Linked DNA regions of Mus musculus: regions 1 and 3 are each linked to region 2. Evidence: chromatin loops called from intact Hi-C (ENCODE). Cell type or tissue: left cerebral cortex. All regions are shown on one strand. Region 1 holds the start of Bbs4 (Bardet-Biedl syndrome 4 (human)). Region 2 holds the start of Adpgk (ADP-dependent glucokinase). Region 3 overlaps Neo1 (neogenin).

The links. A loop is a pair of places that touch in the nucleus more often than their neighbours do. Peaks named below come from ENCODE experiments on the same cell type or tissue, not always from the same donor. Only the 100,000 strongest peaks of a DNase experiment are listed, where the experiment ranks them.
Region 1: a loop joins it to region 2, with 6 times the contacts of the local background. A loop is called at or near these places in 4 of 42 quality-filtered maps.
Region 3: a loop joins it to region 2, with 2.9 times the contacts of the local background. A loop is called at or near these places in 13 of 42 quality-filtered maps.

What each region holds. Positions count from the first base shown.
Region 1 is chr9:59,349,234-59,357,233 of GRCm38, forward strand. Bbs4 (Bardet-Biedl syndrome 4 (human)) reads right to left here and starts at 4,275. Exons shown (of 16, transcript NM_175325.3): 1 at 4,177-4,275. The coding sequence starts at 4,200. In left cerebral cortex, no CTCF peak of the experiment used is centred here; DNase peaks (open chromatin) are centred at 3,672, 3,693 and 4,217; H3K4me3 peaks cover 1,752 bases; H3K27ac peaks cover 930 bases.
Region 2 is chr9:59,288,216-59,296,215 of GRCm38, forward strand. Adpgk (ADP-dependent glucokinase) reads left to right here and starts at 3,357. Exons shown (of 7, transcript NM_028121.2): 1 at 3,357-3,651. The coding sequence starts at 3,419. In left cerebral cortex, a CTCF peak has its summit at 3,190; a DNase peak (open chromatin) is centred at 3,289; H3K4me3 peaks cover 1,928 bases; H3K27ac peaks cover 1,445 bases.
Region 3 is chr9:58,899,314-58,907,313 of GRCm38, forward strand. It overlaps Neo1 (neogenin), which reads right to left. Exons shown (of 28, transcript NM_001042752.1): 17 at 7,558-7,733; 18 at 7,337-7,475; 19 at 5,131-5,238; 20 at 3,601-3,795. Among named protein-coding and RNA genes, the nearest start is that of Hcn4, 80 kb to the left of the region's middle. In left cerebral cortex, CTCF peaks have their summits at 3,149 (motif pointing right) and 4,062 (motif pointing right); a DNase peak (open chromatin) is centred at 4,069.

The DNA.
Region 1 (8,000 bases), 61 kb after region 2:
GACCTTCAAGACAGAGGAAGGGAAAAGTCCATGATTCAGTGTGAAATCAGAGACCTCAATACAGGAAACTGTGATAGTCAGAGACTGTTCTGAGTCTGATCTCTTGGACTAGGGGAAGACTTTTAAACGGGGAATGAAAAGTCTCTCATAGCCTAACTTCTAAGACTATAGACATGGACGTGGATGTGGCTGATCCACGTGGCATGCAGTCACAAAAACTGAGTAACCACCTGCGGAGTGGCCCCTACAGACTCATATGTTTGAATGCTTGGCCTACTGGAGGCATGGCCTTATTAGAGCTGGTACGTCCCTGCTGGAGAAAGTGTGTCCCTGTAGAGGCAGGCTTTGAAGTCTCCTATGTCCAAGCTACATTCAATGCAACACAGTTTCCTGCAGCCTATTGGTCAAGATGTAGAATTCTCAGTTCACTTCTAATGTCATGCCAGCCTGTATGCTGACATGCTTCAGCCAGCCCAATTAAATGTTTTTCTTTGTAAGAGTTGCCTTGGTCATGGTGTCTGTTCACAGCTAAGACACTACCCATCCTTCCTTGAGCCAGAAGGTAAAGGTCCTTGCCACTAAGTCTAATGACTTGAGTTCAATCCTCAGGATCCATAGGGCAGAAGGTCGTCCTCGGACCTCCGCTAGTGTGCTACTTCACACATGTGCAAGCATGCACACATGTACACACACACACACAAATAAAATATAAAACACTTTTTAAAGAAAGAAGGACCCATTGGTTTTATGGGCTGAGATGGCTCAGCAGTAAAAGTGTTTGCCTTACAAGCCTGACAGTCTGAGTTCAATCACTGGAACTCACAATGGAGATAGAGAACTGGCTTCTAAAAGATGTCTTCTAACCTCTACATGCATGCTGTGGCATATGTGCACCTACACACACACACACACACACAAACTGTACTCGTGGTGGCGCACGCCTTTAATCCCGGCACTCGGGAGGCAGAGGCAGGCAGATTTCTGAGTTCGAGGCCAGCCTGATCTACAGAGTGAGTTCCAGGACAGCCAGGGCTATACAAAGAAACCCTGTCTCAAAAAAACAAAAAAAATTAAAAAAAAAAAAAGCCATAAACTCAGCATATACACATTGTCACCTGTCAAAAGTAAAACAAAGGCCTAATCCAAAGTCCATAATTCTAGAAAAGTCTCTAAATGTGCTAACCTTTTTTTCCGGCTTCTGTAGTTCTGCTTCTGGCTAACTGTTTTTGTTAACTGAAGTATGTCAACTCAAAATATGGTTTTTGTGCTTAAAACCTCATCCTGAGAAGGACTCAGGGCTACACTGGGATCCTGAGCACCCAGTATAGTCACCTGCCAACCAACTAATAGACTTTCTATTGCCTTAAATCCGAGACTGATCAGTCTTCTCTGGTGGATATCCCACAATAATGGTGCCAGTATCGTAAACCTAGAACATTAAGCAGATTATTATTTATCTTTTAGCTTATGCACTGAGATTTCTTCTCTGTACTGAGTATTCTGCTGGTATCACTCTGCAAATAAAATGGCAAACAAAAGAGACCCCTACAAGAGACAACACTGCATTATAAGACTGTCAACCAGAAGCAACTAATTTGTCTGTTTTCCATGGTGTTTTTCAAAAGACAATATAAAAAAAAAAACCACTAAAATCATTCATTAGTTCAGGACAGGGTTTGAAACCCAACAGTAAAAAGTAAAAAAAAGTAAAAAGTAAAGGACAAGGCTTCATGTTTTTATTAGGGATGTCTCCGAAGTTAAATACAATTACAAACATAGTCCTCAAAAATCAACTACTGTCAAAAAGCTAAAAATAGAATAATCAGTCCTTGCCCAATGGCATATACCTATGATCCCAGCACCTTGGTACTGAGGCAAGAGAACTGTAGTCTGATCCTAGCCTAGGCTATATAAGACGACCCTATCTCAAATCAACAAAACATCCTATGATCCAGCTATCCTCCTACTGAGTACATACCAAAATAAAATACACTCATTCTACCAAAGAGATACTGTGTTCTTCATCTACTGCAGCATTCTTCACAGTATCAAAGTACATAGTCAATGGAGTTGCCCAAGGATGGATAAATAACAAATGGGTAAATAAACTGTGGTATGTGTTAAGGCCTAGGTAAAATATTAAGGTCTAGATGGACTGTTAAAGCCTAGGTAATATGTTAAGGCCTAGGTAACAGATACTTGACTACCCTGCCATTATAAGGAAACTCTCTCCTATCTCTCTGCTGTTGCTAGGAAACTTTCTGATGCCAAGATTGATTACATATTCTGTTATGTTCTGTGCCCTTGAAAACCAGTCACAATAAAAAGTCAATAGGACTGTTTTATATAGTTACCCACAATAAGCTTGGATCTGAACCAACCACCCAACAGTATTTCCTGTACCTGTGTTCAAGTTTTTATGGTATAAGCTGCCCCCGAGATGGACCCCAACATAAGAAAGATACCCGCCCCAATATAAGAAACTATTTGGAATAAAACTTCCATTCTGAGTAGTGGTCGAGTAAAGTTTATGTTCCCAAAACCTCCCTGGGAACTGACATCCTACTTGGCAGAAAGAGACATGTACACAGGTAACTGACATCCTGGTTGGCAAGTTAAGACATGAATATTAGACAAGTCCCATCCTGGTAGAGAAGTTAGGACATGAATATTAGACAAGGCAGGTTTCCTGCCACAGTTGAATACCCCAACCAATGGGAGCAGGGTAAATGCACAACAAAACATGTTCCTAAGGAAATCCTATCCCTAAATCCTGATTGGTGAAATAATTTGGCACAGATGTTTGTGGATTTGGGGCTTAAAAACCCTGTAAGATCTTAACTTGGGGTCATGGTTCAGTTCCCGAATCTGGACCATGGCCCTAGTTGACCAGTCCTGGGGCATCTGCTCAATAAACTATCCCTGTCTGACTGCGATCAGTGTTTGTGTGGTTTGTGAAGAGATTCCTAGACTCCAGGAGTATGCATGTATTATTTAGACATGAAAAAGAATAAGGTGTAATCTGTAGTACTGTGGAAAAATTATGCTAAGTAAAATATGCCTGGCAGAGAAAGCCAAAGCATGTTCTCACTCCTATGTGGAAACTAAAAAAGCTGATCTCAACGGGGTAGCACACACCTTTAATCCCAGGCAGCCTAGTCTACTCTCTAGTTCTAGGTCAGTTGGGGATACACAAATAAACCCTATCTTTACAAAAAGGAACAAACAAAGTTGATTTCATGGAAATAGAGAGTAGAACAAGAGGTCACCAAAAGTTAGGAAAGGGAAAAGATGGAGAGAAACATTCAATAATATTCAATAACAGGAGCCAAATACCAACAGACAGAAGCAAATGCTTATGTGGGGGCTACTGTTTGCAACAGTTTATATGCTGAGATGGAAATGGTAATGACCCTGACTTGACCATCACACACAGTACACTTTGTACCGACGTATCATCACACTGTACCTCATAAACATACAACTATAAGTCAATCCAAAAAAAAGGAGCTAGGAGTGATGACGCACTCCTGTAAATCCCAGAAGTCAGGGGATTAAAGGTGGCTAATCCGTAGCCAACATGAACTACAGGTGCAAATACCATGTACATACAAGACTGTCACAAACAAGCAAGGTCATGAGTGATGCAAAAAGCCAGTTACTTCTGGGTCAGCCTGAATTCACAGAGGCTGTTGTAGAATTAACTAACGATTTAAACCAGCTGAGTTCTGAAACAGGGCTTTTCCGAAATCTAATCGCAGCTGGGAAAACAAGCCAGTCGCAGTGAGAGGGCAGGGGCGCTGAATGGTTCCAGGCTTCATCCAATTAAATTACCAATCTATGGGATATCAAAAACTGCCTAATGAAGGTGCAGTAACCCCCACCTCACGCCCACCCTCAAATCCTAAGAGTAGGAAAAACACCATTTCCAAAAAACCTCTCTTCTCTGCCCAATCCCAAAACAGACGAAGCGCTGCACACAGGTCAGCATTCGCCAAACGCCCAGCCAGGCGGGGAGCTGGACCGCGCCGCCTCCCGGAGGGACTACTTGGCGTACGCCCCGGCCCCGCCACCCCAGCCCCGCTGGCCGCCCCGGCCTGGCCCCGCCTGGCCCGGCCCCGCCACGACGCTCCGCCCTGAGGCCGCCGCTAAGCCTCCGAGAATCTCCCCGCTTACCATCCCAAGCTTCACTTCAGCCATCTTGGCTCCGCCCACCGCTTCGCGACCGGAAGCCGACCGTTTCCCGGGCGACCAGCTGAGCAGGAAGTCAAAGCCAGGGAAGGAAGGAGGAACCTGAGCCCCTAAGGAGTTGTGAGTGGAAGGTCAGGCTGTGAGGTCAGTGAGTTCCAGGGTCTCAGCCACAGATGGATGGCTTAGCTCGGAAGGAATAGGTGAGGGGACTCGCAGCCAGAGCTTAGATAGCTCTGCACCGGGCTGGACGAATTTAGAGTGGAGCGTGTCAGTTAGATAGTAGACAACGAAGTTTATAACTTATGTTTCCAAGAGATTTGGTCTAAGCCTTACATTGGCAACAAAGTTTTTCAATGACATTTTGTGAGGAAAATATGCTTTCATCGCCAGTGGAAACAAATTGGTCAAGCTTCCAATAAGAGCAGCTTAGCCACAACTACCAAAATTAAAAATGCTTATAACCTTAACCCAACTGTTTCAATTATAGGAATTTATTCTATACATATAGACATAAGACATGGCTTTACATACAGAGGTATCCGATGTATCATTGTTTGGAATAACCAACACCCAAAAAAACAACCTAAATACCCAACAGTAGAAATCAAATAAATGATAAGTTCATATTGTGTGGCATCTGAAAAGAGACAACTATTTACATGGTAAGAGAATTGCCAAGGTATTCTATTATCAGATAAGGACAATGTGCAAGAAATGCATACAGTGTCTATGTTAATAAGAAGAAAGCAAAACTAAGAATATTATGTACATAATTCTTTATTAGAAAATATTTCAACTTGGGCGTGATGGTGCATGCCTTTAATCCCAGCACTCGGGAGGCAGAGGCAGGTGGATTTCTGAGTTCGAGGCCAGCCTGGTCTACAAAGTGAGTTCCAGGACAGTCAAGGCTATACAGAGAAACCCTGTCTCAAAAAAGAAAAAAAAGAAAGAAAATATTTCTAGGATATTTAAATACTAAAAGTGGTTCTCTCTAGGGAAGAGAACTGTATAGCAGGCAAGCAAAGAGCAGAGGTAGGCTGTTTAGAACTGTAATTTTACTCTACATGGACATACTTGTTTGTTTGTTTGTTTGTTTGTTTGTTTTCGAGACTGGGTTTCTCTGTGTAGCCCTGGCTGTCCTGGAACTCACACTGTAGACCAGGCTGGCCTCGAACTCAGAAATCCGCCTGCCAATGCCTGCTCTTTGGAAGGCAGAGGCAAATGGATCTTTGTGAGTCTGAGACCAGCCTGATCTACACAAAGTTCCAGGAAGGACAGTCAGGACTATGTAACAAGACCTTTTCTCAAAACGTTTAAAATAAAATAAAATGGATGCCAAAAAATGATAATCTAAGAGAGACTACTTTCCTTAGAAAAAAGAGATGGCACAAGAAATGGAAAACCAGGTAGGTGGAGGCACACACCAGCATTTGAGAGGCTGCAGACAGATCAGACTTTCATAAACAGTATTAGTAACATAGTGAGTTCCAGGTTAGCCTGCCTGGCTTCATAAAATCCTGTCGACAGACAGACAGACAGACATAGATAGATGAAATCCTGTTTCTGGATAGATGGGTGGATGGATGGGTGGACAGACAGAAGTAGAAGAGTAGAAAGAAGAGTCCAAGCACACTGGCTCATACGTGCAATCCAAGCACTCAGGAGGCTGAAAGCAATAGGGCTTCCAGGAATGTGGGCTACCGTGGGCTACATATGGGTTACAGATTAGGCTTGGCCACATGCTAAGACCTTATCTCCAAAACAAACAAGCTGATCACAGTGACACTAGTCTGTAATCCAAGCATTCAGGAGGCAGAGGCAGGAGGATAACCCTCAAAATAGGCCAGCCCGGTCTTGAAGATTTAAAAGAAAAAAAGCAGGTAGAGGTTACCTATGAAAAAGGTAAGGAATTTATGGTATGCTACCATTTGTGGAGTGATGGGTCAGGTAAGAACACCTGTGGCTCTTGTAGAGGACTGGGGTTCAGTTCCCAGCATCCATGTCAGGCACGCAGCTCTCTAGTGCTTGTAACATGGTACCCTTCTGGCTTCTGTGGTGAACATATAAACAGTCCTTCATCTACATGAAGACAATAAATCCTTTAAAAACAAAGAGACAGTGGAAAGATGGCTTAGTGGTTAAGCACCCATGCTCTTGCAGAGGAGCCTGGGCTGTCTCCCAGCGCCACACTAAGGCTGACACTGCCCACAATGGCAGTTTTAGGGATCGTCTTCTGACTACCACAAGCACCAGGCACATGTGTGCAAGAACATAAATGCAAGCAAAACACTCAGAACACAAAATACATAAATATAAAACAATTGTAAAAGAAGTGGGACATATTGGCGTAAGTGGTTACTACATAAGTATAATGGCATGCAAGACACAAAACCAACGAACAAGAAATGAAAAGCCCATCAGGTAATTTTAATAGACACAAGAAAGCCAGACAGCTTCAAAGCAGCTAAATGAAAAGAATGCACCTTCAGATCAACAGAACTACATGTGTGTAGTTTACTTAGAGTAAACTGATATCATCATCCACTGTTCAGCAACTTATTGTCTTTTAAAGGATGAGTGGGTGAATGTAATTATGTTGTGTACCTTCTGTCAAATCTATTTGTCTAGTATGCTGTGTGGACTATTGAGTTTAAATTCCCATTTGGTCAATTACAAATGAAAATTCTGCATATTTCAGGTAGTGGGCATTGACATAGGTTTGAGAGGTTCTTGAGAAAGTGTCAATCTTCCTGGACTTCAGAATGGCCTGAAGACATGATAGAAGTCCTGTGTTACCTTATGCTTCATTTTAGTACTCACCCATCAAACATGGTTGGTGCACATGTCCTAGACATTACTCTCATTACTGAGAGAGGCCAAAAGTTTTGTCCCCCATTCCTCTTTTCTCCAACTTTCCCATCAGAAGGGATGGTCCAGCAGTAGTTTGATCATGCTTATCAATGAGCTACTATATCCACTCAGTTCAGCTGTGTAGACTAAATCCATAGATCTTTGTCCTTATGAAGCAAAGATCTCTGGGAAATTACAGATTGTACCTTGAGCTGTTATGGTGTGTGTGTGTGTGTGTGTGTGTGTGTGTGTGTGTGTGTGTGTGTGTTTTCCAGATAACATCCAGATGACAGTCCCAAGTGAAGGGACTGTCCAGAGAGAAGAGTTGTCCATGCCAGCGAAGGTAAGTTGGCCTTCACATTTTCCAAGGTATTTCCCAGGGACTTTACAATCCCTCTATTTTTAGTAAATGTCATATTGTAATAATAAAAACAATCATGTATACACATGTATTAAGTTATTTACTTAGGAAGTGAATGAAATGCAATTGTACCAAGTTATCCCCTGACCTGGTCACTGTGGGGAATGTTGTAGGAGACCTTTTTTTTTTCCCCAAAGGTGCTCCTTTTTATAGTTAAATTTCTGTAATTTTTACTCAAAAGATAACAGATGAAGCTGGAGCAATGGTATCGTGATTAAGAGTACGTGCTGCTCTTCAAAGGAATCAGGTTTGATTTCTTTGGTGGTTTCCCATTTTACTGACACAGCTTATATCAGACTACACTATCTCTCTGATAAGGGTTCTGGACCCTACACTGTCACATGGCAGAGAACCTTTATAACCATCTGTTCACAACCATCTGTAACTCTAGTACTAGAGGACTTTTCACTGTTTACTGGCCTCTGTGGATTCCTGCACACATGTGCTGCTGTAGTGGTTTGAATATCCTTGGCCTGTGGTATATGGCACTATTAGGAAGTGTGGTCTTGTTGGAATAAATGGGGCCTTGTTGGAGGAA
Region 2 (8,000 bases):
ACCACTGTATTACAGAAACGCAAACCACATCCCTGCAACATCTGCTTTCTGGTTGCCAGCAGGGCTGGTTTCCACACCTACAGAGGACAGAGTCTGCGAGCTTGAAGAGCTTTGGCTGACAGTCTGACAGGGAAATTGAGATGTCAGGAGAACACTCTGTGGAAGTCCATGCTTCATTGTGCTTCGCTGATACTATGAAGGCCCTCGGCTCCCAGAAAACAGACATCCCAACAGCTTCAGCCTCTGGTTTTCCAGGCTCAGCCCTTTCCCATCCAATGTAATTCATCCCAAAGTGAAAGTCCTGGGCCAGTGCCTCATCTCCCAAGATGAGAAGATGCCATTCCCAGTCTAAGCGCAGAATCCTGTTACCATCAAGGAACGTCCTTGCCCTTCATCCGTCTCTGCTGCTGACAGACCAGCTATGCCCCTGCCTCACCCCATCTCCTGAGCCCTTCTAGGGCTCTATTAGTGCCAGACAGGGAGGAGGGCACTCATTGCCCAGGACACAGACCTTGTTTTTGAAGAGACAGTCTTGAGATTCTTTCTTCCCCGTCTTGTCTCTTTGGAGGTTTTGTTTTGTGGTTGTGTTTTTTTGGTTTTTTTTTTTTTTTTTTTTTTTTTTTTTTTGACCTTTAAAGTTCTGTTCTTATCTTGGCTGGCAGGGCTCCTGGCATCAGCAAACACCTGATTAGAGGGCAGTATCTAGAAAGCTGCTTGGACGAGACCTCAGAGACCCTGAGCTGTGGAAAAGGTTAACCCAGCCAACACAGGGGCCTTTTGCTCCAAAGTAGAAGCAAACTTGCCCCTCAAAACCTTTCAGATCATGGGGGTGGGAGTGGGGTGATGTGGATTGGTGTTCTGATGGGCTCTGCTATTTCCTGTTTAAATCCTAGATGTGCTTTTATAGCCTTCTGGGTCAGGGTCTTGGGTGGAACACCTGGGGCCTGTGCTGCTCTCTGAATTCTCTGGAATGAAATTGCTTTTTCGCTCTCTCATTTTAAGGTCCTAGGAGAGAAAACCAATAGCAAAGGCCATGTCTGGAAGTAATTTGGGTTGGGGGAGGGGTAGTCATGAGGCTCCTGCTGCTCACTCCCTTGTTCTCTCTCTCTCTCTCTCTCTCTCTTTCTTCCTTTCTTTTTTTGTTTCACTCAGGCAATGAAGCCTTGTCTGCTTACTCAGGACTGCTCTGCATAATTGTCCCCTAGAAAAGCAACTGGCTAGTAAAACATTCCAGATGCCAAACAGATAATCTGAAATGACTGCTGTTCATTAAGGAATCAGTTCAAGAAGGACTGTAGTTCCCTGCGCCCTGATAAACTGGGAGAGGACATCAAGACTGCTGGGACTGTGTATGGGGTCAGAAGTCTCACCAGGCTCTGTGAGGTGTTGCTGCTGTCTCTCGTTCCCCTCCGGGAGCTCTGGATTTCTTAATTTGCAGCTGGAATTGGAGTCATCTCTCATCTCCTTATCTTCCCCAATACAAACTCACATTGACTGACCCAATGAGGAAGAGGCCCAGATCATCCCCCCAAAACTACCCGACGAGATCCAGCTTGCTAGCACAGGCCACAGAGTCACCCACACCACAGCTGTACTTTTACATGAGAAATAAACTTAGATTTAACTTGCTCCAGCTCTTGCTAGTTAGCCTCTAAGACTAAACAACAAAAGGTTTTGCAAGCCTGGAAAGACTCAGCAACAGCTTTGCAAGGGATCTCCACACTGATGGGGAGTCGTCCCCTCATCTTCCCAGATGAGTGTGTTCTTATAGTTCAGCTGCCTCCGCTCCTCCCAAAACTGATCTTGGGAATTTATATTTAATGGGCTTTAGCCAACCTTCAAACACATGTGACTTTGCCAGTCCACCTCCCAAATCAATTAATCACAGACACCTGGTACTGGTTCTCAGTAAACAGAGGCAAAAAATGCTTCTGTTTACAGACACTCTGTAAAGTGTCTGTCTAGAAGGTATAAGACCTTCCCTTCCTCCCTGAGCACCAGACACAGAGATACACATTTGTAATTCCAGGAGCTAGAGGGAAGAGGATCAGAAGTTCAAAGTTGGGGCTGGAGAGATAGCTCAGCGGTTAAGAACGCTGACTGCTCCGGGGGTCTGAGCGAGAAGAAAAAAGTGTCTGGGGACAGCTACAGTGTACTTACATATAATAAATTAATAAATCTTTTTAAAAAAAGTTCAAAGTCACCCTTGACAACGCAGTGAACTTGAGGCTAGTCTGGGCTAGTAACCAGTCTCTGGCCAGTTAACAGCTGAGAGCCATAACAGAAACACTTTGGATACTGGGGGTGGGGGTGGGAGATAACGTCCAAGATCAAAGCCAGGGAAACACATTTCTATTAACAAGTTCAAAAATTATAGACAGAGTAGAAAATTGGTCAGGAGCTAGCAGAACTAGCAAAATAGAAATAGGCCAGGCTAGATGAGGCTGAGAATGAACTGGACATCAAGCCTAGCTTTCCTGCCTCTTAACCTACCCTCTCACATAGAACCGTCACATCAAAGGAGGAAGGGCTGGATTTCTGTAGTATCACCCGGAACAACTAAACCAGGATTTAAAAACTCGAGTCTATAGTCCTTCCATACTGTACACATGATTGTATCCCTTTGCGGCTTACTCTGGGGTTGTTCAAAGGAACACCACCTCCGAAAGGGTTATCTAAGGGGTCTGAGTGTTAAATCTGATCTCTAGATTGAACAAGATCGCTTCAGTCTTAGCGGAAGCCTTTGACTAGCTGAAAATCTCAAGAGGTGGACTCCCCGTGCCCAGCACCACTAGGGTCTGAGCAGATTCCTCTCGCGGGAAGCCCTTCCCATCGTCGTGCACCCTCCGCCTCGCCACTGCACCAGACTTAGAAAGGAACCGGCCTAGTAAAACCATGGAGGTCAAACACTGGCGGAGGGACGGATTAAGAGACAACAGCGTGGCTCGTTGTCAATGGGAGACCGACTACTCTAATCGCGAGGTTTGCTGCTTCTTCGTTATCTGCATGTCTTATCTTACTAGGGAAGTAAAAGTATTCTCTCGCCCCCACCCCGGACACACACACACTCTATCTCAGGCTATCAGTGAATATCGGGAAGACGTGTACGGATTGGGAACCACACTACTGCCTTTGTTCATCCAAGGACAGAATCGCACAACAGCGTCGCCCAGCGCCAGCGCCAAGACTTAAACAGAGCGAACCCCCAACGCCAGCCCTGTCGTCGTCCCGCCTCCAGCCCACCCATAGCTCCACCCATAACTGGGGCTGCAGTTCCGTCGTAGCTCCGCCCATCGGGAGGAAGAGCCTGTGGCGCGCGGGTGTGACGTTACGCACGTCTACGTCAGCACGCGCCCAGCTGGGAGGAGGCGCGAGCCGAGAAAGGATCCTGTAGCCACCGGTGCGGCGGTGTGTGCACATGGCGCTGTGGCGCGGCTCTGCGTGCGCCGGCTTCCTGGCGCTGGCCGTGGGCTGCGTGTTCCTGCTGGAGCCGGAGCTGCCGGGCACGGCGCTGCGCTCGCTCTGGAGCTCCCTGAGGCTGGGACCCGCGCCAGTGCCCGTGGGACCTCTGTCCCCGGAGAGCCGGCTGGCAGCCGCTTGGGACGCCCTCATCGCGCAGCCCGCCCGGCGCTGGCGCCGCGTGGCTGTGGGGTGAGTGCCTGCGGGGCCTGCCTGCGGCTCTGGGCCTCCCCGGGAAGTGCGCGCGCTCCGGGGTCCGCCCGGGACTCGGTGGTGTCTGGGTTGCCCTCTGGGCGAAAGTGTCGGACGCGTGAGACGAGCCTTTTTCCGTCATCGCTGCAGGGATAGTCAGCATATTTCCACCCGGTTGGCCCTGCTCCCTGTAAAAGCAGCTCTCATAGCTTCTTAGAAATTCAACTCAGCCTGTCACTTGTAATTTTTGAGGTTACTCTGTTGTCTGTCTTCCAGCCCTTTTTTGCCGACTGTTCTCAGGTGGCCACGATGGTTTTCCTATTTTTTTAGCACTCTTCCTAACGTACTTAAAGCTAAATGCTTCTGTCTCTAGCTGTTGACTTTACGTCATCCGGTCTGAAGACCACTCTACTAAGACTGCTCATTTTCATATTCAACATTTTTTGTTAAGGATTCCTTACCAGAACTCTGCGCCTTTCGCGTTTAGCACGCCCTTCTCGAAACTACCTTCTTCCCCATACTAAGTGATAGTTCATATTTTTAAGGTTCTCTCAAATCACAGTATCTCCTTTCTTTGTGAAACTCACAGAAATGTATCCAATTTTTTTTACACTAACCTTAGTCCCTCTTCCAGTTAGGCTTGGCTTTCTTGTCTTGTCAAGGGCACTATGCATCAGCGAGTTTTTTAGTATGTTTTTCTTTAGGTTAGAGTTGGTTTTTTTTTTTTTTTTTTAAATGTTGCTTCTGTTGTTCCTTTTTGAACTACAGCCTCCTTGGCTGGTCTGGAACGTAAGTAGATCATTAGAACATAGATCATTATCTGATCTGTTTGCTTCCTTTTTCTTTCTTTCTCTTGTCTTTTTAGTTTAGTTTTATTTTTAAATTATTCTTCTTTAAGACAGGGCTTCTCTGTGTAGTCCAGGCTCTCCTGGAACTCACTCTGTAGACCAGGCTGACCTCGAACTCTAAGGACCAGCTGCTTCTGCCTCCCTGGTGCTGGGCTTAAAGACCTGGCTTTATCAGGTTCTTGATCATCTTTCTTGGAGCTATGTCAGGTGTGTGCTGGGCTCTGAGGGCATATGTATGGAAGAAGTCAGGTCTGTGCTGCATTTTTTTGGAAGCAGCTTGAGCAGCTACAACAGAATAACTCACACTAGTTGCTTAGAACAACATAAACTTTCTGTGACTGGAGACCGATAGTTCCAGATCAAGGTGCCAGGGTGATTTCTAAGGAAGCTGATGCTGGGGGTGCCTTTCTTCTTTCTTCCTACCTTGGAGCCAGTCAGCTTCTCGTGCTCTCACATGCCTTTTACTGTATAGTTCTCCAGAGTGATGTCTTTTTCTCTTATATGGACACCATTCCTGTTGGATTAGGGGCCACCTACTTAACCTTAATTGCTCCCTGAAAGACCCTAAGTCCAGATACAGTCACAGTGGGGATTGGCGTTTGTCTTAGTTACTTTTCTATTGCCATAACAAAACTACAGCTAAAGCAACTTGTAGAAGAAAGAGTTTATTGGGGGCTTACAGTTTTGGAGGATGAGTCCATGACCATCATGACAGGGAACGTGACGGCAGGCATGATACTGGAGCAGTAGCTGAGAGTGTATATCCTTATTCAAAAGTAGGAGTAGCGTAGCTAACTGGAAAGGGCGTGGGCTTTTGAAACTTCAAAGCCCACCCCCACTGAAACTTCTTCCAAGAAGGCTACACCTAATCCTTCACAAACAGTTACACGAACTGGGGAGAAAACATTCGAATAGATGAACCAATAGGGAGCATCCTCATTGAAACCACCACAGGGTTCCCATGCAAGAGTTTGAGGTGAGGTAGGGGAGATACATTGTCTATAGCAGTTGTGAAAAGTGCTGTCCGTGTTCAGCTACCAATAAGAGCAAGGCAGTCAGCTATTCCAATGAATGACTCATTCCTCTCAGGATGGGGCAGTAGAAAAAGCTCCAAGAAGATGATGTTCCATTTTCTATTTATGTAGTAATAAATCACCCCAACACTTAGTGATGCAGAACAGTCATATTTCATGATCTAAGTTATGATTGAGTTCAGCTGAGCAGTGGTAGCTTGGAGTTGTATGTAGTAGGATGGCGGCTGGGACTAGATGTATCATTAAGATTGATCAAGGCTGGGACGCCCACTGAGGATTTCCACCTACAGGAAGTGTCTTCTAGCTGTTCATTTCTCACAGCAGAGACTAAGCTAGGAGAGTGTCCAAAGAGAGCAGATATTTGCCTTATGTTTCTTGATTTAACCATAGGATCAGATTTCCCAGAGTCTAGTTTACCAGGTTTTACTGAGAGGGCACATGGATCACTCCTTGGTGGAAGGAATATCAAAATTACATGATAACAAGACCATGTAGATGGGACACCTTGTTGAGACTATCATAGGAACTATTTTCCATAGTTAACTTGTATGGTAGAAATAGAGGGAACAAAAAGGTTTCTTCAGGTCAAGGGACCAGATACATCTACTGAAGAACTGAATATGGGGAAGTTTACAGTTTGGCCAGAGTCCATGATAAAGAAATAATGCAGAGTCAAGTGTGGTGCACGCCTGCAGTTCCAGCTCTTGAAGCTGAGGCAGGAATGTAAATGTGTATGGTTTTCCTCCTGGCCCCAAGCTCCCAAAATAATGACTCTGAGACTCAAAATTTATTTATGAACACCTTGGCCATAAGCTTTGGTTTATTCTCCAACTAGCTCATAAATTAATATCCTGTTCTAATCTAAGTTCTGCCACAAAGCTGGTTACCTCTCTTCAGCTCTAACAATTCTGTTCTCCATGATTCTTGGCAAATCTTCCAAACCTGCCTCCATCCCCCAAACCCTTTCTCCCTATCAGTTGTCCTACCTTCTGCAAATCTGCCTCCATTCCTCAAACCCTTTCTCTCCACCAGTTGTCCTACCTTCTGTTCTACCTTTCCCTATAGGCCATAGGCTTGTTTACTGACAAGCGATGCATCCTTACAGTACACGTTATATTCTCTCTTCACAGGAAGAGTGTAGGATTGGGGCCATCCTGGAATACAGTAGCAAGACAGTGAGAATGAGATTGCTAAGAGGGAATCTTTGAAGGTCTTTTGATTCAGTTAGTAATGGAAAAGAGCTGTGAAGATTTGTGAACAGGCAAATGCCACTAAGTTTCTTGTTGAGAATATCTGATAATGGAAAAGTAGATTTTTGAGCAGCCATTTTAACCTGTTCTAACTTCTCGGCATCTTTTGAAGGGTAAAGGCATGGGGTGGGGAGAACAAATGTACCAGAATTTAATTTTGGAGTGACAGTGGATTATAGTTTGACACACTGATTCATTTCTCACTCAAAACACAAAATTTGGTGTAATCAGTAAGGCAGGCTGTGTCTGGACACCCTGACTCTCTCTGGTAGAGAGAAATTTGTAGGACTCCGGTAAAAGGGCGGGAAGAAGCAAACCATTGGCAGTGGTACTGGAGGGTAGGCAGGCAGGGCAGTTAAGGGAAGCAGGCCCTCCATGTGAGGAGGAGCAACTTTATGAAGCAGGTGGTTCCACGTATTACCAGCACCACAGATGTTAAGTGTCTCAGAAATATTGGTTCCCTGTGGTCACACAGCCATGGTGTTGGAAGTACAACGTAAGACTGGTCTTTCCCACTTCTGCATTCACGTTCAGCCCCCAGAATTACCATAGTTTAGGGACAGAGAGCAGATGGTAAAGGCAGTTACTCTAGCTAGACTTGAGTGGATGGAACTACATGTTCTTGTGGGATTTCAGATGAAATGGCTTCCGAGAATGAGGCTGGAGTTAGGATCAGGCTAGATGTTTTTGAGATGTCAGTGCTTCAGTGGACCACACCTTGGCTTTCTAGGAGTGTAACTCCTCCCTGCTTCTGAATTGGAGCCTGGTACCTATTGCTTCTTATAGGATAAAATGAAGCCCTCACATTCACAACGATTCTGTTTGCCCTGAGCATTGTTCTCTTCCTCCGAGTTCTCCACTCTAGATCACCATTCATGTTGTGTCCTAAGACAAGGTTCTTTCACCCACGGTTTTGCTTTCTGTGCCCCATGCCCAGAATTTAGTATCAGATGAATCTACCTTTGAATTAAGCTGCTCCAGTCAGGCTTTTGGAACGTTAGTCTGTACTGTAGCTTTTCTCAGCTGGAGCCATGATGACTAGTTACTAATTACTGATCTCAATTAGTTTTCTGACTTTGTGTTCCTTATCTGAAGATGTCTTCCCAACTTCAGTGCCTCAGAAAGAGGCACCATCCAGGGCATAGCTTCCCCAGCCCTTGAGTCTCTTCCGCCGGACATCTTGTAATTACGATTAGTTCTTGTCATATGTGAGGAAG
Region 3 (8,000 bases), 390 kb before region 2:
AAAAACAAAACACTTCAGTCTACTCCGTAAGAAAATGAAACAACACAAATAATGGGAAACTACAGATTGTGTGCCAAGGTACACAGACACAGCTTGCAGTGTAAGGAGGTACCTAGAAGACTGGTGCCTCTGTTTCAAGGCCATGACCTAACTACCAATCTGCTGTTCAGGAAGTGGGGGACCCCCTCCCATTTCTCTAGCCCAGGAAGTGATGGTCAGAGAGGACATGTGGTAGTAGATTATTTTATAACAAAAGGGACTGAGGGAGTAAGTGAGGCTGATGCTTGTACCAAACAAGTATATTCTCCAAAGGACCTGGTGATGCTGATCTGGCATGGCTAGTATCAGTATTGTTCTGGCTCCCCCTCCCACCCCCCCAGATTATGAAGTTGTCCTTTCAAGTATAAAGTTAACTTAAGCAAGAGCAGGAAGATAAGCAGAGATTCAAATCAGATTCTCACTTCCTTTTCTGTCACTTATGAATTGAGCAACAGAAACAAACAAAACACAAGCCTTCCTTCTGGTTGCTTACACTGTCATCTGAGCTCCTATAGTCACAGGTTCAAATGAGTGAGGTCTCCCCAGCAGCAGACCTCAAAGAGGCAGAAACCCCAGGCTTTATTTTATTTCTGTTTTATAATCCTTATTCTTAGTTTTCAGTTTCTCTCTTTCTTCCTCCATAAAGATATTCCTCAATTCCAAGTTACTAGCCAGAAAGCAGTGGCAAGCTCTTGAGAAGAGGCCAGCAAGCATAAAAAGTAAAAGCTGCTCCTGACCGTTAATGGCACGCAGTGCTTACAAGACTGCCCGTGAACACCAGCTCCACTACATGGCAGTGCTTTGCTGTGGGGCAAGTCATGTAATTAGTCACTTGGACATCTGTTTACAACACCAAATGGAAATTTAAGACCATGAGACACTGAATACTGCTCTGTGTGTAGTAAATGATCAATAAATGTTAACTATTACAAACATCATAAATTCAGGGATGTCCTCTTCCTCTTTATGGAGGCAGAGTACACGGAGCTCTAGTAAACACTTATAAGAGATATTTTCACAAATAAAGCTTGACTAGAAATGTATAAATACATTTATTTCTGCAAAACAGAGTTAATGTTAATTCCTCTTTCCTCTTATAAAGAATCATATTTTAAAAGAAACAAAGGGAGCCCGAATATAAAGTTGTATAAGTACTTCATTTAATAGAATAAATCTAGAGGCTAACTATAATGTTTGATATGTTCTCAGAAGTAAAAAATCTATACAAGAAAAGAACAGTTGTTCTTGGATCCTACAGTATAGTTTCAGAACTTCTAGGGCATAGTCTAGGATTTAATTTAGTCTCTGACCCCTTTTCCATTGTTCCTACTAACTACTCCATCCTCTTACTTCTGAGGCTATCATCTCCCAAGTGACACACACTATGTAAGCCTCAAGATTCCTGTTGTTCTTCATATGCTATCACATCAGGCAAAATCTAACTGGCAGAGATACTCAGCATTTTAAGTTCTTTATATTTAAATTTTCATGATTATCACGTAAGCTACATTTAAACTTTCCAGAACACATCACATAAACAAACAAACAAATCAACCAACCAACCAAACAAACAAAAAGCTGCCACTGAACTCACCTTGTTTGCCAAGATTTAGTTGGTTTATATTCCTGCATTTCCCAATATTTTATTTAGCATTTAAAGAATAACCAAGAAATTCAAAGGATGTACCCTAAATACCAACAGGTGAAAAATTTTGAATACTAGAACAGCAAAGTGCTGCTTAACAGTTATCAAATGAAAGAGCAAGGCGTATTTACATTCTCTGCATATTCAGCGTATTCAGCAAGGCATATTTACATTCTCTGCATATTCAGCGTAACGCTTTATGAAATCTCATGCTTCTACACTCAAAACACTATGCCCACAGTTCCCTCCCATGTAAAAAAAGACTTGTTGAACACAAGCACATGTCCAAAGCCATGAAACTCAATACTCTGTTCTGATTCTTACATTAACCAAGATCCAAAAAGCTGAATTTCTGATTATTACTGTTAAACCATGAGAACAATTATCAACTTTATTTCTAGTGTTCTATCTCTATATGGAAAGCTACCTTTAGCTTGTTTCTTAGAGACAGAAATCACAAAGGGCAGCTAACATGCCACCAGAGCAATCACAATGAAAAACCTGCCAGTCAAGGATTTCAAGACAGGTGACATTAAGACTCGTCCTTCCTAAGTGTCTTGCCACATGCTTTTTATCCTTTTATAAAAACAGTCTTACTTAATGTTTAAGGAAGAAATATAAAAAGAGCTATAAATTAACATCCTTGGTCACAGATAAGCACGTATGTAACAAGATTATATACGTATGTCAGAAGTGAAATACAGTGTTTACTGATTTTGATACTGACTTTTCACTTAAATAAAATACTAAATATGAAAGATTGCTATACTGCTCACATTTGCCTCAAATGCTTATCACTGTTTATAACTTTAGCATCTTAACTTCTAAGGATAACCTGATCTTCACTTAATGCCAATCTAGAGTTTATTCAACTCAATTTTCTTCCACCAGGTAAGTTAGCTTCTAAGTGACTCCCTCAGCTTTTCAGATATCCCAAGGGCTATAAACATGGACTCAACACTACTCTGGCCAATAAGTATGTGTGGTTTTAAACACATGATACTGATTTTCAGGCGGAAAAATGAAACAAAAAGCTAATGATAGGTTGCAAAAGAGAAAAAATGAGAGGCCATCTCCTCATTTACCTTGGTCATTAGGCATTTTATCAGAGGAGTCCGCTGACAGGTCAAGCACAGGGGAAGAGGAAACAAGAGCAAGGATCACCAGCTTTGAAGATGGACAGACAGACGTCTTAAAGGAAAAATACAATTCCCACAAACTTCCAAGTAAATTGATAATAGAAAAGAAATTCAGGTTTTCACCTCTCCACAGTCTCAGTACCCAACTCCATTTAATTGGCCTAAGCTTGCCTGGCTTACTATTTTATATTCTTTTTTCGTGAGCTTTACATAAATGGCTCCTTCTAACCTCATCCTCCACAAAAGTTGACATTTAAACTTTTATTTATTTATTTATTTATTTATTTATTTATTTAATGTAAGTACACTGTAGCTGTCTTCAGATGCACCAGAAGAGGGCATCAGGATCTCAGGTGGTTGTGAGCCACCATGTGGTTGCTGGGATTTGAACTTCGGACCTTCAGAAGAATAGTCGGGTGCTCTTACCCACTGAGCCATCTCACCAGCCCCTAAACTTTTTATGTTAAGAGACTGTGTGTGCTGAAAGAAAACATCTGTCAGAATATTGTGCAGTATAACTCTGTAGAAACCTAAAGAATCACATCTGATTTCTCTGATAAAAACTAAGAGATCACTGTAATTCTTCTGCCCAGATACAGACAGCCAACGTTTCCCTCTGGGTGGACTGGGAGAGTACCAATTTGGTGGCCAGTGGGTAGGAGAGGAATTCTTTGGAAGTCTTTACAGTGAGGCTGGCAAGTCCATTACCAGTGCTCTCCACATGCTGCAGTCCCATTATAGACAACACAGTAAAACCCTTGGCTCGGGGAGAGTTACCTTTAGGTGTTCTGAACTGTACAGCTTCAGACATGGGCCCCATGCCCTTTGAGTTCCGGGCCTGGATTTTGAAGTAGTATGGCGTATCAAGTGTTAACTCTTGAATCTGGTGAGTCAGTCTGTTTCCCACAACTGGTTCAATAACCCAGTCATGTATCTCTGCATTCACATCCGTGCTGTAATAGATGATGTAACCTGTCCAGAGCAATTAATAGAAAAAAGAGATCCCATTTCTGCTTTTCTTTTTGCAATCTGAAAGTCAATAAATGTCTACAATATAGTATCTGAATGAAGTATCATGAGGGCTCTGACTTAGAATCACGTAGTTCTGGGACTCTGCAATGGTATGCCATGCTCAATTATGATAAAAATCATTTCCCAGGAGGAAAATGCTCGGCAGATTGGAAAACCTGACAAAGTTCTAAGGGTGGGTTAGGTCACAGAGGCTGTCACCAGATATTTCCACCAGGGGGCACTCAATTCCCACAAATGAGGCAGGATGCCTTACAAACATAAGCCTTCTTGATCTACACTACAAAATTGTGATTTAAGGTTTTAAAAGACAAAGCAAAATGTAATCTGAGTTAAGCTATATTTGTTTCTTTTATAGAAGAAGCAAAATAGGAACCTAAGAAAATGACTAGGATTTATTGGGAAAGGACATCTTATTTAAACGTTACAGGAACATACTAGGTATGGTGGCACACTTTTAAGCCCAGCACTAGGCGGGAAGAGGTAGATTGGTCTCTGAATTAGAGGCCAGCCTGATCTACACAGAGAGTTCCAGGACAGCTAGGACTATAAATAAAACACACACACACACACACACACACACACACACACACACACACACACATATATATATGTATGTATGTCTCAAAAAAACCAAACCAAAACAGACAAAAAAAAAGTTACAGGGACAAAATACACTTTCTGAGTCATTAGGCCATCTTCCTTGTATTTCAGAAGGCAACTGGTTCTTTAGCAAACTTCTAATGAATGGGGCACAGGTTCCAAGCATCTGCCAGTATTCTACTATGGGGAATTTCTCTCTGAAGTCCAAAGGGGGGGCCGAGGGGTGGGGGTGGGATCCTGAGATCTTTGGTAGGCCTAGGGTAATTCAAGCTTCTAACTCTACTAGTAAGAGCACAGAATTGTGAAGTGACAGGCCTTGGGCTGTAGTGGTGGTTTAAAGCCTAATGGGATTTGGTGGGGCTTGTAAGTAGAAAAGCACAGTCTATACAGACTAGATAATTTCCAGTAAAACTGGACACACAAGTTCAAAGCAAGTCATCTGGGGAGTGGACAGCATTTTGGAAAATAAACGTACCCATCAAGCTGCAGTAGAAAAATAGGTTGTCCCACCATATATTGTTAAGTAACACTACTGGCTAGACACACAATTCCATGCTACCCTTGCTTCAATTTCAAGGACCAACATGACTCACTACACTCCATACAAGGACCCAGCCAGGTTCACATCCCCACTTTATTGATGACACAGAACTTGCCCAGTCTAAGGCGTCTTACCTGTAATCTTGCCGTTAGCTTCAGAGGGAGGCTGCCAATTCACTATGATGGTTCTAGGTTTTCCTTCCTTACTCACAACTGTCACATCCTTAGGTGGAGAAGTAGGAACTACAAAATAACAAACACTATCCATTTTAATAGAATTCAATTTTCCAATTCTTTTCACTGATAAGGAACAGCAAATGCATAGAAAAAAGACAAAGCCCCCAGCTTTAATAATGCAAGTCTATGTATAACCAATCATTTCTAATAAAAAGAAGACTATACAAAGTATCAAAGAAAAACTAAAACCATGAGGATAGAGAATGGGCCTGTGGACTGGGAGGTGGTTCCAAGCACACACTACCATCTGGTATTTTATAGTTTGCATTTTCTTAAGGCTATGACAACCTAGACGGGCAAGTGCCATTGTCCCTTGTTGGGAGGTCAAGGCACCAAAACTGAGAGCAGTTACATAACTGTCCCAGACTACTTCCTCTCAATTGATTTGGCTTATTTGGTAGGACATTTTAAAGTGTTAAAGTTTTCTCTCTTGCTCAGAGTTGACTCTTAAAGTCAAATATGGCTTTTAAAAGCTCAATTCCCTCTAAGAAGAAATTTACTACTTGGTATTTTTCATTTTAAGCTCACACTGAAAGCATACTACCAACTGCTGATGTTAATGATATAAATAAAAGCTGTTCATGTAGCAGAAAAGATGACAAAAGAAGCCGGGCGGTGGTGGCACATGCCTTTAATCCCAGCACTTGGGAGGCAGAGGCAGGCGGATTTCTGAGTTCCAGGCCAGCCTGGTCTACAGAGTGAGTTCCAGGACAGCCAGGGCTATACAGAGAAACCCTGTCTCGAAAATAACAAAACCAAAACCAAAAACAAACAAACAAACAAAAGATGACAAAAGAAAATGGCTTTCTATGTTACAGGTGAGAATGTCTAATGTAATAGCTAAGTAGGAAAATGATCAAATCAAGCATTCCTTCAAATCGCTGCTTCCTAAAACATTCGAGTTTTAATATAAAATGGAAGAGCCTAGTGAAATGAACTCCTAAGGGAAAGTAAAATTTTCTCTTATTGGTCAGTAAGCTGAAAGTAAAGCAAAAAGATATTCTTAAATGGAAACACTGAGTGTGGTGGCACATGCCTTCAATCCCAACACTCCAGAGGCAGGCGGGACGGACTTGGATGTCATGTTCGTCTATACAGTGAGTGTTAGGCCAGCGAGGGCTACACAGTGAGACCCCGTGTCAACACGAAGCCAAACAAACAAACAACAAAATAAACAGAAAAGAAAGCAAACTAATAATTATTTGCCCCTTTCTATACTGTATTCCTAACTCTCCAGTCCAATCCCCTTTCCTGGAGAAATTCTAAGCAACTGTGCAGAAGGGCAAAACTGGTTTGCACAGAATGTGGAAGTTTGGTTTTCACCAGGCACAGAAATAGGTCAGAATACATAGATTCTCAAGGCTGCTCATATCCTTACCCCAGCAAAGTGCAGGGGAAACAGGGTCTCAAGGTTGGCCGCCTACTCTTTCCTTCATCTACTTAGTTATGCTTTCTCCCTCACGTGTACTAACAAACAGCAAAGGCCAGTCCAGCGAAGGATCTTACAGAGCTGCTTTCCAAGAAAGCCCTGGATTACCCAGCAAACTGTTCAGACTAGGCAACACAGCTGGGCAACTGCTGGGTCAAGGGCAGGTCACTTCATTGTTTTCAATTTCAATTTACCAGTAAGCAGGATTAATACAATAATATCTTGTATCTACCCACCCACATGCTTTTCCATCTGTTCCTCATTTTGCCTTATAATAACCTACTAAAGTAGAAATGGGGGGGCTATCACCCCAAACAAGATGGAGGAAACTGAGATTCAGTAGGATTAGTTGGCATGCTCATGAAACAATTGGCAGATGGCTGACCAGAGATTGAATTCTTGCAATTTCTAAAACCTAGTCTGTCTTGCACTGCACTATTCTGCTGTTTACTACTGTTTTAGCAAAGTGACCCAAAAATTCACAGTAGTTGAAATGGCAAACACAACTGAAATGCGGCTGCCCACCGGGTTCTGTAGCGAGAGCAGTATGTGCACTGCCCATGTCCAGTGGACGCAGGTGATAGGATGTGCCACAATAACAGTGTGAATTCTACAGGCTTTCGTATTTCACAAAGAGAAGAAGTGTCATGTGACATGGGATTGCATTATACTTACCTAATTCAAAGGTAGCGCCATGAGCTGTCATACTCCACGTGCTTGACCTTCTGCCTTTGGTCACCATCACAGAGAACTCATAGAGCGTATTTGGCTTTAAACCAGTAACCAAATAGCTTAACGTCGTTGCATTTGCATTCTGGAAAAGCATGAATCAAAGAACTTTAAAACAAGAAAATCCCACTGATTAGCTTTTTGCTCTCAAGGCAAATGTTCAGTACCTTGTACTTCGTGTTTGCTGGGATGTTGGTCTTCCACCGGACTGTGTAGTAGCGGGAGTCTGTAATCTTCTGGTGTTTGGGCAGGGAGTTGTCTGCCCAGGTAATCCTTATGGTGTCGTGACTCAGAATGGAAGCCTGAACTCCCACTGGTGGCATCATGGGAGTGGGATCTGGCACTGGAGTGTATGGAGCATTAATAACAAATAAATCAACTTCAGAAGTGTCTGGGTAAAAAGTAATTAAGAAAGGGAAGTGGCATTTTAACATAAACAAAAATAAAAGGGAATGCAGGGGAGTATAATGGAATGAAAAATGAAAAATGGAAAAAAAGAAAGAAAATCCAGAGTTAATAGATAGCCCTCATTCATTCAGAAGAGCACTTCTAATGTGTTTTTTTTTTTAAAGGAAAAATTGTAGGAAAATGTTAAACAAAATAGTACTTA